Linked DNA regions of Homo sapiens: region 2 is linked to region 1. Evidence: chromatin loops called from intact Hi-C (ENCODE). Cell type or tissue: mammary epithelial cell. All regions are shown on one strand. Each heading gives the region's core, and the rest is flanking DNA. Links, peaks and the distances in the headings are about the cores only.

The links. A loop is a pair of places that touch in the nucleus more often than their neighbours do. Peaks named below come from ENCODE experiments on the same cell type or tissue, not always from the same donor. Only the 100,000 strongest peaks of a DNase experiment are listed, where the experiment ranks them.
Region 2: it touches region 1 in a loop (6-fold over the local background); 54 of 110 quality-filtered maps call a loop at or near these places.

Annotation. Positions count from the first base shown.
Region 1 is chr3:186,845,340-186,854,903 of GRCh38, reverse strand. It overlaps ADIPOQ (adiponectin, C1Q and collagen domain containing), which reads right to left. Exons shown (of 3, transcript NM_004797.4): 2 at 1,632-1,853; 3 at 1-720. The coding sequence starts at 1,845. The coding sequence ends at 200. It overlaps ADIPOQ-AS1 (ADIPOQ antisense RNA 1), which reads left to right. Exons shown (of 4, transcript NR_046662.2): 2 at 1-771; 3 at 1,032-1,126; 4 at 1,662-3,018. Among named protein-coding and RNA genes, the nearest start is that of ADIPOQ, 7.4 kb to the right of the region's middle. RefSeq lists a silencer at 6,180-8,998 and enhancers at 9,064-9,111, 1,854-9,564. In mammary epithelial cell, for the core only: a CTCF peak has its summit at 5,351 (motif pointing left); no DNase peak of the experiment used is centred there; H3K27me3 peaks cover 169 bases.
Region 2 is chr3:186,918,087-186,926,761 of GRCh38, reverse strand. It overlaps the pseudogene RPL29P9. Among named protein-coding and RNA genes, the nearest start is that of ST6GAL1, 8.1 kb to the left of the region's middle. In mammary epithelial cell, for the core only: no CTCF peak of the experiment used is centred there; DNase peaks (open chromatin) are centred at 3,331 and 3,741; H3K27ac peaks cover 952 bases.

The sequences.
Region 1 (9,564 bases), core at 687-8,686:
TGAAGCTCCCCAGGACTGGGAACATAGCATATGATTTTTTTAAAGTTACTCGATGAATGAATGAATAAATGAATGAGTAAATGAATGAATAATATCTAAAGGCCTCCAACTAAATAATAATCAACTTCCTAACCGTACTGAAAGCCTTTAATTGACTTTGGGGCTGTTTGGCCTGGAGGAGGCTCTGAGTTAGTGGTGATCAGTTGGTGTCATGGTAGAGAAGAAAGCCTGTGAAGGTGGAGTCATTGTCATTATCAGCATAGAGTCCATTACGCTCTCCTTCCCCATACACCTGGAGCCAGACTTGGTCGCCCACCTCCAGATGCAGGAGCACAGAGCCGGAGGCCTGGTCCACATTATTTTCCTGGTACTGATCATAGGTGAAGAGCATAGCCTTGTCCTTCTTGAAGAGGCTGACCTTCACATCCTTCATATAGACTGTGATGTGGTAGGCAAAGTAGTACAGCCCAGGAATGTTGCAGTGGAATTTACCAGTGGAGCCATCATAGTGGTTTTGCTGATTGTAGAAGATCTTGGTAAAGCGAATGGGCATGTTGGGGATAGTAACGTAAGTCTCCAATCCCACACTGAATGCTGAGCGGTATACATAGGCACCTTCTCCAGGTTCTCCTTTCCTGCCTTGGATTCCCGGAAAGCCTCGGGGACCTTCAGCCCCGGGTACTCCGGTTTCACCGATGTCTCCCTTAGGACCAATAAGACCTAAGGAATGAGAAGACCTCAGTGACTACAAAGAACAGAACTCCTGCCTAGGTTGGTTACAGCCTAAATTACCATCCCTGTGGCTCCCACTCACAACCTTCTTGACTTATAGATCAAGAAACCAATAAGAGCTCCCAAAAGGAGAGAGGTGTTACCTCCTCCTTCTATATCTCCCACAGACATGGAGGCTCCCATAATTTCAACTCTATCTTTATCTCCTATAGGTCTCTATCATAGACCCTCCACCCTGCCAGCCCTTTATGTGCTGGCACCATCAACCCTGGTTTTGCAATTCTACCCCCTCCATCTAGGATGTCTCTCCTCCTCTATTCTGCCTACCCATCATTCAAGGCCTAGCTGAAGCTCTGCCTCCTCCTTGAAGCCTTCATTCTTCATCAGGTCCACGGTGAGTATATTTTCTCTATGCTCCATACTTTGAATACTTGTTCACATTCAGTTTGACATTTTTAGAGTAGACTTTCTTGTAGTAACCACCAACAGAGCCTTGCACATTAGACATCTTACCTAGATCAAGAGTTCCCCAAAGGCAGGACTGAGCCTTTCAGGGGGTGTGCAGTAAATGTGGTTGAATGCCACTGGGTGAAATGGAAGTTAAGCAGACAGAAAGAGGAATCAGAATATGAATGTACTGGGAATAGGGATGAGGGTGAAGATGGGAAAGGGGATGGAAAAGGAGCTGCAGATGCAGCAAAGCCAAAGTCTTGGTTATAGAGGCACCATCTACACTCATCCTTGGAAGACCAACCCCAAATCACTTCAGGTTGCTTATGGTTAACATAAAAAAGCTTTGCTTTCTCCCTGTGTCTAGGCCTTAGTTAATAATGAATGCCTTCATATAGTTTATATCAGTGTAGGAGGTCTGTGATGAAAGAGGCCAGAAACATTCTTACCTGGATCTCCTTTCTCACCCTTCTCACCAGGGGTGCCATCTCTGCCATCACGGCCTGGGGCCCCATTATGGCCCGGATGCCCTGGGATGCCCGCCATCCAACCTGTGCAGGCCCCCTTGGGCAGGGGAAGCAGGACTCCGGGCCCTTGAGTCGTGGTTTCCTGGTCATGACCGGGCAGAGCTAATAGCAGTAGAACAGCTCCCAGCAACAGCATCCTGAGCCCTGGAATCCACATGTGCACTGTCAGCCATGGAGAGACAGACCCCACACACACACCCAGTTGGGACCTACAAAGGACTCCGTCCATCTCAGCAGAGTCTACTTCTAGGAGCTGCTTTCTAAGTATTCAACTTTTCCAGGAAGACTTTTCTGAATATTGCAGCCCACCTTGATCTCTTTCTGCCCTGAAATCTGTAATACTTAGCATTATTCCCTGTGTGTAGTCTCCTTTCCTCACCAAGATTATGAATTCAGTGATTGCACAGATGACACTCCTCTAATTTTCCCATGTCTGAGCACAGGACCAAGCACAGGGAAAGCTCCAAGAGTCGACTTGCCAAGAATCCATCCTTGGGTTTCCCAAGTACGATGACACAGATTGCTCCATTCAATGCTAACCAGCTTCTCTCCTCTGGCTCCTTTCTTCTTTTTCTTTCCCCCCTTCTCTCTCATTTTCTGTGTCTATTCCTCCTTCTTACTCTCTCATTCTCTTTCTTCCTCTACCCCTCTCCTGGGGCACATGTTTGACTATTGGGTATATTACATTTGCACACATGCACACACACAAACACACACAGAGAAAAAGAGAGAGAGAGGGAGGGAGAGACTCACCTTGTGTTAAGCAGACAACGAGAGACACATCATCCCATGAACATATCCCCTGGCCCTTTGTTTGCCTGAGCCATCTTTAGCTGCCCCTCCTCCCCTGTCTAATCTCTATTCAGCTTTCAGGACCCAGTTTGGATGTCATCTGTTTCAAGAAGTCCTCCTTGTTCTCCATCTCACTCCTTGGCTGGTTCTTTCCCCTCTGTGTTTCTCCAGTGCCCTGGTAATATGGTTTGGGTCTGTGTCCCCACCCAAATAGCACGTCGACATGTGTTGGAGAAGGGGCCTGGTAGGAGGTGACTGAATCATGGAGGCAGACTTATCCCTTGCTGTTCTCATGATAGTAGGTGAATTCTCACAAGATCTGGTTGAAAGTGTGTAGCACTTCCCCTATATTCTCTCTCTCTCTCTTTCTCTCTCTCTCTCCTGCTGCTGTGTGATGTGCTTGCTTCCCCTTCGCTCTTTCTTCCACCATGATTGTAAGTTTTCTGAGGCCTCCCCAGCCATGCTTCCTGTACAGCCTGTGGAACTGTGAGTCAATTAAACCTCTTTTCTTTATAAATTACCCAGTCTCAAGTAGTTTTTTACAGCAGTGTGAGAATGGATTTATACACCTGGCTTAGCTCTATCATTGCACTCTGCTGTAATTTCTGTTTTGCTCACCCATTTCTCCATTAAACAGCAAGTACCAGGGGACAAAGACTAACACACTAATAGCAGAGTAGGGACTAAATAAGCACTTTTATAATGAGGAAAAGAAATCATGAGAGAGCCAGAGAAAGGAAGGGAAGGAGGAAGGAAAAGAAGAAAGGAAGATAAAAAGGAAGAGTGGAAGAGGGAAGGAAGGAGGGAGGGGGAATGTATTTGAAATATGTATTCTGGAGCCCTAGCAAAGAGCTCAAGTGGCACAGGTAGTCAAAAGCCTCCCTGTCTCAAAATCATTCTTTGATATCCCCCTCCCAGAAAAGGGCCCAATACAGGTATAGGGACTTTTATCCCCTCTCAGATTCTGCCTCCGATCTTAGGGGGATCTTAGGCCTCCACCTCAGATTGCTGAGGTCTTAGTCTTCCCACTCTCACCAAGGAGTTGGGAGAAAGCATCTCACAGAGAGAAATAGGTCCTAGGATCCTGGATTAGAGGCATCACTAAGACCCTCTGTGGGTTAATGTGGTTAATCCCAAGAATCTGATTCTAAACAAAGTGTAGTCCATGTACTTTATTTTACCTTAAAAATTCACTATTTTTCATCAGTTTGCTTGTCTCTTCTAGATTATATGAAGTCTCCAGAATTAGGTTTGTCTTCAGGACAACTGAAGGTTTGTTGAAGACAAACCTACTCCTCTGTGAGGGATGGAAGAAAGACCGTGATTGGCAATCTCACCCCAAAAACATGGGCCTGGTATCTGGAATCCCACTCCTATGCCCCATTACCTGGGGTTCTATACTACCCTCTTCACGTGGCACATCCAACTCATCTTTCATCTTTATCATATATATGAGATAAATTTTGTATATACATATAAACTATATGTATATATTACATATATAGTTCATTAAAAATAATAGTTATATAGTTCTTTGGACATGACAGAAAAGAAAACAATACTCAACTCCAAGAATGTCTCTGTTTATTTTTAAACATAGTGGAATCATACTTTATGTAAAACTTTATTCCTTTATTTTGTCTTTGGCATTTTCTAGTTTTTATAATGACTATTTTTAACGTCTCAGAGTGAGTGCTAGTCTAGTAAGTGGATATAATCAATATATATTTGACCATTTATATTTCATCAAACTTTTAGCATATTTTCATTTTAAAATATTATTTTATATTCTGTAAGAAATTATACTTTGATTTTTAAATAATATTTTAAATATCCTTAGGCATGTAGCTTTCCCCAAGATTATTATTCTGTTATGACAGATTCCCAGAAGTAAATTACTGGACCAAAAGGTATGCACATTTTTAAGTCTCCTGATACATATCCCCACATGGCAGCATATGTTATACTGCCAACCAGTAGTACATCATTAGTGTGTGTATAAAAGGGCATACCTTAACTACCCTCATCAGCTTTGGGTATTATAAAAAACATTTGTGTGTTGTCAGTTTAGTGAGCAAAGGAAATAATGGTACCTCACTGCTCTAGTTTGCTTTTTTTTTTTTTTTTTTTTGAGAGAGAGGATTTCACACTGTCACCCAGGCTGTAGTGCAGTGGCACAATCTCGGCTCACTACAGCCTCCACCTCCCAGGTTCAAGCGATTCTCATGCCTTAGCCTCCCAAGTAGCTGAGATTACAGGCATGCACCACCACACGCAGCTAATTTTTGCATTTTTTAGTAGAGACGGGGTTTCACCATGTTGGCCAGGCTAGTCTCAAACTCCTGACCTCAGGTGATCCGCCCGCCTTGGGCTCCCAAAGTCCTGGGATTAAAAGCATGAGCCACCACGCCCAGTCCTTGCCTCTAAGTGTTAAACAGTTCTTATTCATGCTAAGATTTAGTAAGTATTCAATTTTCTTCTGTTTTTTTCTATTGTTTGATATAGTTAAAATTTCACTTTTTAATGTAGCTCTGATTTTTTGTTTTGATGTAAGCTGTGACCTAAGGTACTCAAATGATTTCTCCCCACTTGAAGACTAGCTGTTACAACACCTTTAATTGCATTAATTTTTTCTCTCACTATAGATCTGATGCATCATTTATCAAATATCAGGTTCTAATATGATCTTATAAGTAAAGTAACCATTGATAATGAAATGGCAGACAGAGAGAAGAGAGACAGAAACAGCAACAGAAACAGGTGCAATCAGACTCAGGTGCTGCCCCTTTAGGTGTCATGAGTCTTTATTTAAGACCCACTACCATCATTTATATGTACATTTGTCGCCCTCTACTGAATTTGAAGAATTCAGGAGAGTGTTCTCAATAGCTTCTGGAAATAAAATGAGAAACAGCTTAGGTTTGACTAGTCTCAAGATAAGAAAAAAGAGGTGAGCTACATGAGAAGCCAAGGGGAGACCAGCAAAGCCCCTTTTGCATTTTAGGAGAATTCTTGTTCTGAGACTTTACAGATTTCATGCATCTTTAAACTTCCTCACTGCTTGTCACCTCCACCCTTTCTTATTATGGCTTTGGCAATAAAACTCCTGAGAAGAACTTTGAGCTCCATGCATGTTTTTCTCCAGAAATGGGAAGAATCTGTGAGGCTCCATCCTTTTCTGCTGGGAAACAGGAGGAGAGAATCCAGAATATGTGAAAGCCCCAGAGATAAAGGGTGACGGGGGGCTTACCCCAAACCTTGGAGAGAGGGCAAACTCAGGGGTCTCTGGAGTTTTCTGGCTCCTCCCCCTTTGTCAAAAATAAAGATCTCTTTCTCCTACCCTAAGGGAACACTGTTTGTCCCCAAACTTCAGTATTATGGACAGATTTCTCCACTAATAGGTGCGATCAGCCTGGGTTCCATGACAGTGGCACGGGGTAGAGGTGCCAAAAATACAAGAGTGTGATTAGCACAGGAGCCTCAGAAGTTTCCAAGACCAAGAACGGACTCTGATTGTAAAAGAAAGTTGCATTCCAACTTAATTCTGGGTGGGAAACCAGCAATTAATAACAATTGAAGGTCAGTGCAAACGTGCCTAATTTTCAAAAAAATTTTCAAAATTATTTGTGTTCTTTTTTATTTTACTTATTTATTTATCTGGAGATGGAGTCTTGCTCTGTCGCTAGCATCTTGCGCTCTCCAAGTCTCAGGAGACACATTAGAGTCAAAAGCAGGGCTTTGGGAAGATTAGGTAAAATAAGTTTTGAAAATGCCACATGAAAATGATACTCCAAGGAACCCTCACCCATGTCAGCGTTCTCATGTTCCTCATCTCACATAATCCCGTTTAGCGGATTAGGAAGCTGAGTCTGAGAAGCTCCGTGTCATGCTTTCGGAGGCACCGTGATGCGATGGAAAGCTCACCGATTTGGAAGTCAGAACAGAGTCTCTCAGGGATCGTTTCCTTAATCTCTCAGTTTCCTCATCTCTAAAGTGGGGGTCATATATATAAAACGACAAACATATAAAAATACCTATTTTTTTAGATATTGCCATTGTTACACTTTGCTTGTTACCCTTCCTTCCTTCCTTCCTTCTTTCCTTCCTTCCTTCTTTCCTTCCTTCCTTCTTTCCTTCCTTCCTTCCTTCCTTCTTTCCTTCCTTCCTTCCTTCTTTCCTTCCTTCCTTCCTTCCTTCCTTCTTTTCTCTCTCTCTTTTTTTTTTGTTTCTGAAGTGGAGTCTCGCTTTGTGGCCCAGGCTGGAGTGCAATGGCACCATCTTGGCTCACTGCAACCTCCGCCTCCTGGGTTCAACTGATGCTCCTGCCTCACCCTCCCAAGTAGCTGGGATCACAGGAATCCACGACCACACCTGGCTAATTTTTTGTATTTTTAGTAGAGATGGGATTTCACCATGTTGGCCGGGCTGGTCTCAAACTCCTGACCTCAAGTGATCCGCCCGCCTCGGCCTCCCAAAGTGCTGGGATTACAGGCATGAGCCACTGCGCCCGGCCTGTTACACTGTATTTCTATCAGAAAAAAATTATTACTAAGTAATAGTGAGTACTATGATCTAAAACTCAATTATGCCTAAAAAGAAAACTTTTACAAGGATCAACAAGCTAAATCTCAAGTGTCACAATTCTTTGCCTTTGTAAAATGCTATTTGTTGTGTCCCTGTGGGCTTAGCATGGCACTAAAAGTTCCTAAGTCTCAACTCTGGTTATGTGTCATTTAGTGACTCAGGAATCTGCTTAATTGTTTTTGGTCACAAAGCTTTTGGCAACGAAGGAGTGATGAAGCTAAGCGCACCCTTGAAGTGTCATAAAAAAAAATGAGGTAGTATGATCAGCTGTACAGTTAGAGCAATAAAAAGTCCAGGCAGACCTTCTGATTCACCATAATCAATTTAAGATTTCTTAATGTTTCTTTCCTGGCAGCATACAAAAAGGCAAAATTAATAAATAACATAGTTGTTGTATAACAAATTTTGTTACTTTTTATAAAACAAAGGGATCTATTTTATCTGTATTAAAATTAAAAATTTTGTGGACTTTAAAAAATTTTTAAAATGCTATTTATAAAACCCTTTTCTCACCTAGTGTCTCATTCGATTCTCACAATCATTTTGAGAGACAGGATAGGGTAGAATAGGGAGCACGGGCTCTACGGTCTTGGTGCTTAGGCACAAATCATTTGTTCTGACCTGTAATGCGTTTCAGTGTTCTGTTTGTTGGAAGATCAAATGGTGTAGTCTGTGTAAAATGCTTAGAATGGTGTCTGGCACATGTCAGTGCTCAGTAAATGTTAGTGATGAGTGTATGCATTTTAGAGATGAGGAAAGGGGACTTCAGAAAGGTTAAGTGGCTTTCCAAGATCCCAGAGCTACACAGAGAGGAGTCGGAAATTAAACTCTGATCTTCAGAACCCAATAACAGACTCTTAGACATAGTCCAGGAGGAGAAAAGTATCGTGGTCACACATCCTGCCTTTCAATATGCCACCCCATGGGGTGAGGGATACAAGAAAAAAGTAGCATAAAAAGACTTCCACTGTAATCCCAGCACTGGCTTTCCTGGCAAACCTCGCACAGGCATGGATTCATCTGCTTTTAAAATTATACCAGGGGATGACCGTGATGTTCTCAGGATCCTAAAGGGCCATACTGTGATCATTTATCTTCATGTTAAAGTGTATGAGAAATTTCACTTTGACCTACTGGAATTTCAGTTGCAACAGCAGAATCCTGTGAAATGCAAGGACAGGGTCCCCTCTGGGACTGGCAGGAGGCAGAGCCGTGTGGGGGAAAGAGATCACCAAACCTGGTGCCAACTCTTCCAGCAGAAAAGGGCATTAAAGCACACAAAATTGGCCAGGCACGGTAGCTCACACCTGTCATCTCAGCACTTTGGGAGGCTGAGATGGGTGGGTCACATGAAGTCAGGAGTTCAAGACCAGCCTGGCCAATATGGCAAAACCCCGTCTCTACTGAAAATACAAAAAAATTAGCTGGGGGTGGTGGTGCCTGCCTGTAATCCCAGGTACTCAGGAGGCTGAGACATAAGAATTGCTTGAGCCTGGGAGGCGGAATTTGCATTGAGCTGCACTCCAACCTGGGTGACAGAGCAAGACTCTGTCTCAAAAAAAAAAAAGTATACAAAATCCTCAAATGTCAGAGCCAAAAGGAGCCCCAGAAATCACCTCACCCCTGCCTTGCTTTTACAAATGGGAAGGCTGAGGGGAAGGAGTAGGAATGCACTTATTAGAACCTTATAGAAGCCAGTTCCCATGCTAGATTTTACACGTTATTTATCTTCATCTTTACAATAACTCCATGAAGGAAGGAAATGAGCCCAACTTCAGAGATGAGGAAACTGACAGATTAAGGAGATGATCCCTCAGAGACTCTGTTCTGACTTCCTAACGAGTGAGCCTTCCATCACATCACGGTGCCTCCGAAAAAGCACTACACGGAGCTTCTCAGACTCAGCTTCCTAATCCGCGAAATGTGATCATGTGAGATGAGGAACATGAGAACACTGACACTGGCGCGAGTTCTTTGGAGTGTAATTTTCATAAGGCATTTTCAAAATTTATTTTACTTAATCTTCCCATAGCCCTGCTTTTGACTCTAACGTGTAGGAGAACCTGAGACTTGGAGAGGGAACGATGCTAGCTAATTCAACCACTGGATTGAATTATATCAAACTCCCATTTTTAAAAGTCAAAATGGGCCGGGCGCAGTGGCTCATGCCTGTAATCCCAGCACTTTGGGAGGCTGAGGTGGGTGGATTACCTGATGTCAGGAGTTTCAGACCAGCCTGGACAACATGGTGAAATCCCGTCTCTACCAAAAATACAAAAATTAGTCAGGCGTGGTAGCGGGCACCTGTAATTCCAGCTACTTGGGAGGCTGAGGCAGGAGAATCACTTGAATCCATGAGGCAGAGGTTGCAGTGAGCTGAGATCGCGCCACTGCACTCCAGCCTAGGTGACAAGTGTGAAACTCTGTCTCAAAAAAAATAAAAATAAAAATAAATAAAAGTCAAAGTGTAGAATATTGG
Region 2 (8,675 bases), core at 676-8,675, 72 kb before region 1:
TAAAACCATAAGCAATAAACTCCTGTTGTTTACAAGCCACCCGATTTATGGTGTTTTTGTTATAGCAGCCCAAACAGACTAACACATTCCCCATCCCTCCCCCAACCCTTGACCTCAACCTTAGCCAATATATAATATTTTTAGGTAATGCATTGCTCAGTCATCATTTCAGACATCTTACGGATTAATACACATAATTTTCATTTACAACAATCCACTTGCAAATAATATGTTCATAACACTCTTGAATTGGAGGTGATGTTTCATGAGGGGAAAAAAAAAAGACAATAAGCAGTTGAAAATTTCCTCCCAAATCTTTCTTCCCCACCCACTACAGATGTTCATCAAGTTCCTTAAATAAACCTCACAGCTCTCCTCTTCATATCACGTCTCCTCTTCAGTACATGTTGTCTAATATGAGGATAGGTTCGGGGCCTAAAAGAACTGTGGTTTGCCTGTGCCCACCATGTTGGCTTTCAGTGCTGCCAGCCTTATGGATGATTTTATATATATATATATATATATATATATATATATATATATATATATATATATATATGTTCACAGCTAGTCTACTAAGTCTGTAGAACTCAAGTTTAAAAGTAGAAAGAAAATAGCAGCATGCTCAGCCCCCTTGCCGTGTGATGCCCTGTGCCACTATAGAACTCTGCAGACTCCCCACTTGCATGAAAGCTCTCACCAGATACAGTCCATTGACCTTGGACTCCTCAGCCTCCATAACTATAAGAAATGACTTCCTTTTCTTTATTAAAAGAGAGAGAGAGAGAATAACAGCATCTCTAATTTAAGCACACAGGGATGGCTCCTGCTGATTGCTGTGAGGCAGACCTGCACAGATGGGCTGATAAAGCAGAGTGGGGGCAGAGAAGAAGAGTGCTAGAATGCAGGGGCTGGAAACTAGAAACAGGTCTCATGAAAGGATCACAGCCACAAGACTGGGAGGATGGCTGGCCCCACAGCCCCAAGTACAGCAAGAAGTGACTTGCTGGCTCCAGAAACCTCAGAGTAGAACATGGGCATGGCGAGATCAGGATAGGTCAGAGAAATAGACATATACGTATCATGTGGGCACATGAGTAGTTAGGCTGCCCTTCACCCAATTATCTTCTGTGTCCAACCCCATCCTAAGTCCCTGGGAAGATACGAGGAGAAACCAAGACTCTGTTCCCAAATCACATGTGTTTTAGCAAAATATCTCAGTTCGTAATAATGATTTTCATGTATTGAACATCTACTCATAAGCTATGCCCAGGAGACCAGATACACTGATAATGGCAGGGAATACAAGAGCTCGGGGACTCTGAGGAAGCAAAGATGCTTATAATAAATTCTCTCAAAAAGATTCAGGAAATTGGCTTCTCTTGGGAGACTTCTATCAGAACCAAAGTAGAAATTGCCTCCTATGTATTAATGATCTAAGGATGACAGTTAGAATAAATCGTAGGGATAGTCAATGTTTTGTGCAAGAGGTTACACAGGTCAATGAAAGTTCTTTGCAGTTAATTTCTTTGAGTGGAGGAGGATCAGTGTTTGCTGCCTGGTGGTGATCTGTCCCGAGCCTGCGTCCGTAAGGTCTCATGTTTTTAATAGTGTTTTTTCTGATGTTACAGTTAACATTTGCTTTAGAAAATTCAGAAAAGTCAGACAAAGTTAAAGAAGCAAGGAGGAAAAATTGTCAGCCCATCAACCACAAACAGAATTGAACCATTTGGCCTGTTTTCTTCCTGGGCATTTTTCTGCAACTTTCTATAGTTAAAATTATAATGTATGTACAGTGATATCCGGCTTTTCTCCCCCATTTAAATATGTCATAAGCATTTCCTATGTGTATTTAACAATAAATGTAGTCATTCAGTTTAGCCCTTATTACATGCAAAGCAAGCATTCTTCAGCAAATTATTAGTGGTTTATTGTACTAATGGTTGGCTATACAAGAGACAGTTTCGTGGTTGAGAGGATTCTCAAGTCAGGTTTGAATCCTGACTCTTCTACCTCCTAGCTTGGTGACTTTGGACAAATTACTTAACTTCTCTGGCTCTGTTTCCTTAACTGTAAAGTAAGGATAATAGTATCTGCCCCATAAAGTTATTTTAACTAATACATGGGCCGGGCATGGTGGTTCATACCTGTAATCCCACCACTTTGGGAGGCTGAGACAGATGGATCAACTGAGGTCAGGAGTTCAAGACCAGCCTGGCCAACATGGCGAAACCCCGTCTCTACTAAAAAGTACAAAAATTAGCCAGGCATGGTGGTGGGCACCTATAATCCCAGCTACTCAGGAGGCTGAGGCAGGGAGAATTGCTTGAACCTGGGAGGTGGAGGTTACAGTGAGCTGAGATCACGCCATTGCACTCTAGCCTGGTCAACAGAGAGAGACTCTGTCTCAAAAAAAATAAATTAATTAATAACAAGAAAAGTGCTTAAAGCAATACCTGGCACAGTAAGCACAGAATAAGCGGTAGCTATTAACAATATGTGAATGCGTCGTAAATTATTCAACCATTCTCCTACAGCTGGAAATTAAGGTTGTTTTTGGTCACGCCTGTAATCTCAGCACGTGGGGAGGCAGAGGCTGGTGGATCCTGAGGTCAAGAGTTCGAGACCAGCCTGGCCAACATAGTGAAACCTTGTCTCTACTAAAAATACAAAAAATTAGCCAGGCATGGTGGCGGGCGCCTGTATCACAACAAGCTAATTTTTTGTGTTTTTTGTAGAGACGGGGTTTCAACATGCTGCCCAAGCTGGTCTCGAATTTCTGATCTCAAGTCATCTGCCCGCTTCACCCTCCCAAAGTACTGCGATTACAGGCATGGGCCGTGGCACACAGCCAGTGAAGCTGATTTCTTTTTTTTTTTTTTTTTTAGATGGAGTCTCGCTCTGTCTCTCAGGTTGGAGTGCAGTGGTGCGATCCTGGCTCACTGCAACCTCCGCCTCCTAGGTTCAAGCAATTCTCTTGCCTCAGCCTCCCGAGTAGCTGGGATTACAGGCACCCGCCACCACACCCAGCTAATTTTTGTATTTTAGTAGAGACAGGGTTTCACCATGTGGGCCAGGCTGGTCTTGAACTCCTGACCTCAGGTGATCCGCCCACCTCAGCCTCCCAAAGTGCTGGATTACAGGCATGAGCCACGGCACCCACCCAGTGATGCTGAATTCTTAACCAAAATATATGACTAGTTACAGCAAGTGACGGCCAGCGCTGAGTCCTGGTGACTTGAACATTCAGTTAAAAGGATTACCCCATCACTGACTGTGTTTTACTCACATGTGTTTTCTACATCTCACCCCAAGGAGAGCCAATATTTTATGAGAGAGGCCACATAACACACAGCACACCAGTTTAGGAGACAGCAGGCCTGCATTCCACATTAAACTCTCACAACCAGCCTGCAGACCTCAGCTAAGGCACTTGCCCTTTCTTGTTCTCAGTTTACTACTTTATGAACAAGGGCAGTTGGACAAAATAAGTTGTTTTCAAGCCTGGCTGAACTTTGGAGTCACCTGCTGAAATTGTTTATAGTATAAATGCTCATTCTCCTCCCCAGGATATAATGGTTCTGGGGTCAGACGCTGGGTATCTATAATTGTTAACAAATTTCCCAGGCAAGGCTGATGAGCTGCAGGGTTTACAGACAAGTCCACTGGGTTACCTCTAAGGCTCTTTCTAGCTTCTCACAAAGAAATTCCTCCAAAGGGAAAAAGCCACCAACCATGCCTGAACATGTTCGTGCTCCTTCACCAAGGGAGCTTTCTCTGCTGGTGCTGCCCTGAGTGAGGAACCCTTTGCCAAGGGACTGTGGGCTTTAGACAGCAGAGGCGTGGTTACAGCCTCAGCAACAGTCTCATTGATTATCATCACCGGTAGTTAATTAAACACAAATAGCTGGGCAATAACCTTTGGAAAAAGCCACATTTCTTATCATTAAGCTATTTCCTGCTCTTCCGATTGTAGGTGCTTCAGGAGCCACAGCTTAAAGTGCAGACATGGCCAAGTCCAAGAACCACACCACACACAACCAGTCCCAAAAATGGCACAGAAATGGTATCAAGAAAGCCTGATCACAAAGATACGAATCTCTTAAGGGGGTCGACCCCAAGTTCCTGAGGAACATGTGCTTTGCCAAGAAGCACAACAAGAAGAGCCTAAAGAAGATGCAGGCCAACAGTGCCGAGGCCATGAGTGCACATGCCGAGGCTATCAGGGCCCTTGTGAAGCCCAAGGAGGCTAAGCCCAAGATCCCAAAGGATGTCAGCCACAAGCTCAATCGACTTGCCTACATTCCCCACCCCAAGCTTGGGAAGCGTGCTCGTGCCCGCGTTGCCAAGGGGCTCAGGCTGTGCCGGCCAAAGGCCAAGGCCAAGGACCAAACCAAGGTCCAGGCTGCAGCTCCAGCTTCAACTCCAGCTCAGGCTCCCAAAGGTGCTCAGGCCCCTACAAAGGCTTCAGAGTAGATATCTCTGTCTGCCAACATGAGGACAGAAGGACTGGTGCAACCGCCCCCCTCCCCCAGCCCCCGCCGGCTGCCATCTGCACGGGGCTGGGGTCCTTCTGTGCTATTTGCACAAATAAACCTGAAGCAGGAAAACAAAAAGTTATTGCCTAAAGTTTAAACACCTCCCTACGAAACTACATTAATTTTCTAGTCCCTCTTTGTACAGGGCTCAAGGTTAAACTTTGACAGCTCGCTATTAGAAACCTGAGTGCACATGTGTATTGATTCTGTTTCTTGAAGGAAAAGAAAAAAGAGGAAAAAAAAAATCCCTGAGCGTACAGCCTCAGCATCCTCCTGGCAGGAGCTGATGGAGGAGGTGGTGATTTGGATTAACCTGTAACCAGCTCTGCTGAGGTCTAAGTGTTCGGACAATAACATGTGCATTTGGGAAGCACTGAAATGGTTCAGTGCAGGAAATAGCCCCTGAACAGTGCAGCCTTATCCATTACAGTCTTACTTGGTGATATCATAAAGCACTCAGCTGTCCAGTTCAATTACCAAGCAGGCAGTCTATAATGATAATAAGAGCCTGCACTTCTCTAACCAGACAGGCTCAGACAAGGCCATGACGTGGAGGCCCCAGAACTTCATCCAGGAGGCAGGGACTCCAGCTCAGGCCCACTGAGGTGGAAGATTTGTGTGTGTCTGTGACTGTCTGGGGGAATGTAAGCACAGGCACTTGTATTAACCATATATATGATTATATTCAAAGGGTTGGATCCAATCTGCTTGGGGTCCCAACCCATCAGCTGGGCTGTAATTCTACAGACCGGGTTCCTCTGTGACGCTTTTCTCAAACTTACAGGAAGGATCGTTATTAGGAAACTCATTTTCTTCCCCAGAATAGATGCAGAGGTCTTCAGTCCACATTCAGAGTGGACTATTGAAGAGGTATTTTGTTGCAGAATCTGGGACTTCTCTGGTGGTTGGGTTAAGCTGAAAGGGGTACAATACACCTGCTTGATTCATCTACTCACTTTAATATGCATTACACATTTAGAGGACTTGCGAGGTGCATTCCTATACATTTTTTGATTGATCCTTATTTTACTGAGAAATCAACTGAGGTCTAGAAAGTACAATAACTTGCCAAAGATCACCTAGCTAATAAGCGGCAGCAGTTGGACTAGAGCCCAAATCTTCTGATTCTGTTGTAAATGCTAATAAGGGGCCAGAGGGTAGCCCAGAAAAATGTATAAAGAACAAAAGACTTGAGAAAAAGCAGAAATTTCAGTGGCTTGTCCTTCATAATGAGGCCCCTGAGAGGAATCAGGACCTGCTCATTATTTTCTGACTTTTCATACTGCTCAGGGATCATTAGCCTGGGTTTTCAGCCTGTCTTTTCAAAGTGCCAAGAAAAATGTGTAAAGTGATAAGTGGAGATTATAGAGAATGGCCAGAAGTCTGGGGAGAAGAAGGAAGACACTCATTTGAGATGGCTTTGTGTGAATCTGGACTTATGATAACACATTTCCTTCACCGCAGTGGTTTTGACATAGAGGGTTGAGGTAGTTTTACTGCTTCAAAGATCTCATGAGCTAGAAGAAATTGTAATTTCCATTGATTACTGAGGTGAAATAGAGCGTGGTTGAGATTTGTATCTGGATATTCCAGAATGATCTAAGAGATAATAATGACTTCCTCAAATTACTGAAGCAGGAGCTGAAATGGTTATGATATTTAATCCTCATAAAGATCCTGGGAGGTGTGCGTCATTAACCGCATTTGGAAATGAGATTACTAAGGCTTAGGAAGTTTGAATAACTGGCCAAAGGCTTGTAATTGCAAAGCTGGAAATTGAACTAGGATGTGTATGACTTCAAAGCCACTCTTTAACCAATAGGCTCATCTGTTTTTCATTGGAGGCAAAGTGAGGAGAGGATGACCTGACTGTCTCCTCACTGTCTCTACCACTAGGACTCGCTTCTTCATTGCTCTGAAAAGCCTCCTTCATCTCTCTCTGCCTTCAAGCCATCCTCTAAGGTCTGGTTCAATCCTAAGCTCCTCCTGGAAGCCTGGCATCCACATTGATCTCTTCCTTCTCTGAAGTCTTGTAGACACATGCAGAAATTCCTGGGACTGTACCTTTTGTTTTCTCATGTATTTGATATATAGCTAAATGGAATTTGGTTTTTGTTTTTTATTTTTTATTTTTATTTATTTATTTATTTATTTAGAGACAGAGTTTCCCTCTTGTTGCCCAGGCTAGAGTGCTTTGGTGTGATCTTAGCTCACCACAAACTCCACCTCCCGGGTTGAAGCAATTCTCCTGCCTCAGCCTCCTGAGTAGCTGGGATTACAGGCATGCGCCACCATGCCCGGCTAATTTTGTATTTTTAGTAGAGCCGGGGTTTCTCCATGTTGGTCAGGCTGGTCTCGAACTCCCAACCTCAGGTGATCCACCCGCCTCGGCCTCCCAAAGTGCTGGGGTTACAAGCGTGAGCCACCGCGCCTGGCCTGGAATTTGGTTTTTAATACCGTTTCAAATAAATACGCATTAGGTGTTTCATGGAAACACACTTTGTTTTACATAAATAAGTCCACAAATCAGGACAAAATTTTCTTTATCAGATTTAGAGTTGTAAATTAAATCAGATTGGAACCTTCCCTCCTCACTAGCCATTCCCCAAACTTTGGCCAAGGACCACAGAGGTAGGGAGGGAAGGAAGTGTCTCTCCTAACTCCATTCATGGCCAGGAAATAGGCTTGCTCTTCTTAGTTGACATTTCCATCTCTAATCCCCTCCAAGGTCTTTAATAAAACTCCAAAATGGGCCAGGCACGGTGACTCACGTCTGTTATCCCAGCATTTTGGGAGATCAAGGCGGGCAGATCATGAGGTCAGGGGTTCGAGACCAACCTGGCCAACATGGTGAAACCCCGTCTCTACTAAAAATACAAAAAAAATTAGCCGAGCGTGGTGGCGGGCACCTGTAATGCCAGCTACTCAGGAGGCTGAGGCAGGAGAATCACTTGAACCCGGGAGGCAGAGGTTGCAGTGAGCCTAGATCGCACCACTGCACTCCAGCCTGGGAGACAGAGTGAGACTCCATCTCAAAAAAAAAACAAAAAAAAACAAAAAAAAACTCCAAAAAGGCCATGTCTCTGCAGTGTGCCTCTCCATCGGCTGCTGACAGTTCATTCCTTAGGTAACTAATGAGACCACAGCTAACTCAGTGCTGTGGTGATGCTTCAGGAGTTCTTTGGGGCCAAGCAGAATGGAGTTTGCTTCCTGTCTTGCTTTTTACCAGCCAGATAGCTTTTAAAAAGGCCCTTAGCTTCTCTGAATCTGTGAAATGGAGGCACTGCATTCCTCGAAGGATCACAGCAAAGATCAGCAATAATGCTGGTGTGTGCGGTGGCAGGCTGTATATCAACTACATACACAAAAGGAGAAAGGTATTATAATTATTAGATGTGAAACCAATCAGAAGGAGGTGAACAATTAACTTTTTTTAACCCTAGGACCAATGCAGAAAACCCAGATGCCTAGGGCCTGGCATAGGAAGCCTCCTCCTCCTCTTCTTCCTTTCTTTTTTGTTCCTCTTTCATCCTTTAATCTCATTCAAAACAAAACACCTGCCTGGGCGCGGTGGCTCACGCCTGTAATCCCAGAACTTTGGGAGGCAGGGGCAGGCGGATCACTTGAAGTCAGGAGTTCAAGACCAGCCTGGCCAACATGGTGAAACCCCATCTCTACTAAATATACAAAAATTAGCCGGGCGTGGTGGCAGGCATCTATAGTCCCAGCTACTCAGGAGGCTGAGGCAGGAGAATTGCTTGAACCCGGGAGATGGAGATTACAGTGAGCTGAGATCGAACCACTGCACTCCAGCCTGGGCAACAGAGCGAGACTCTGTCTCAAAAAAAAAAAAAAAAAAAAATCATTGTAACTGTGATTACCTACTTTATGAAACAAATATGTAGCAGTGAGAAAGTTAGCACTGCTTTTTAGCCTCTAAAAGATTTCCACTCACATCTGTGCATACTGAAAAAGAAGCAGTGTGGAGACAGCTTTCTCATGTTTAACCCAGAAATTACAGGCCATGGACCAGATCAAAGATCTCAGGGCCACAGGAGGGTCTTATGTTAGTGTTTCCTCTTTACCATGTGAGAAAAACCTAAGGTATTACTGGAAGATCTTACTACACTCTCAGAA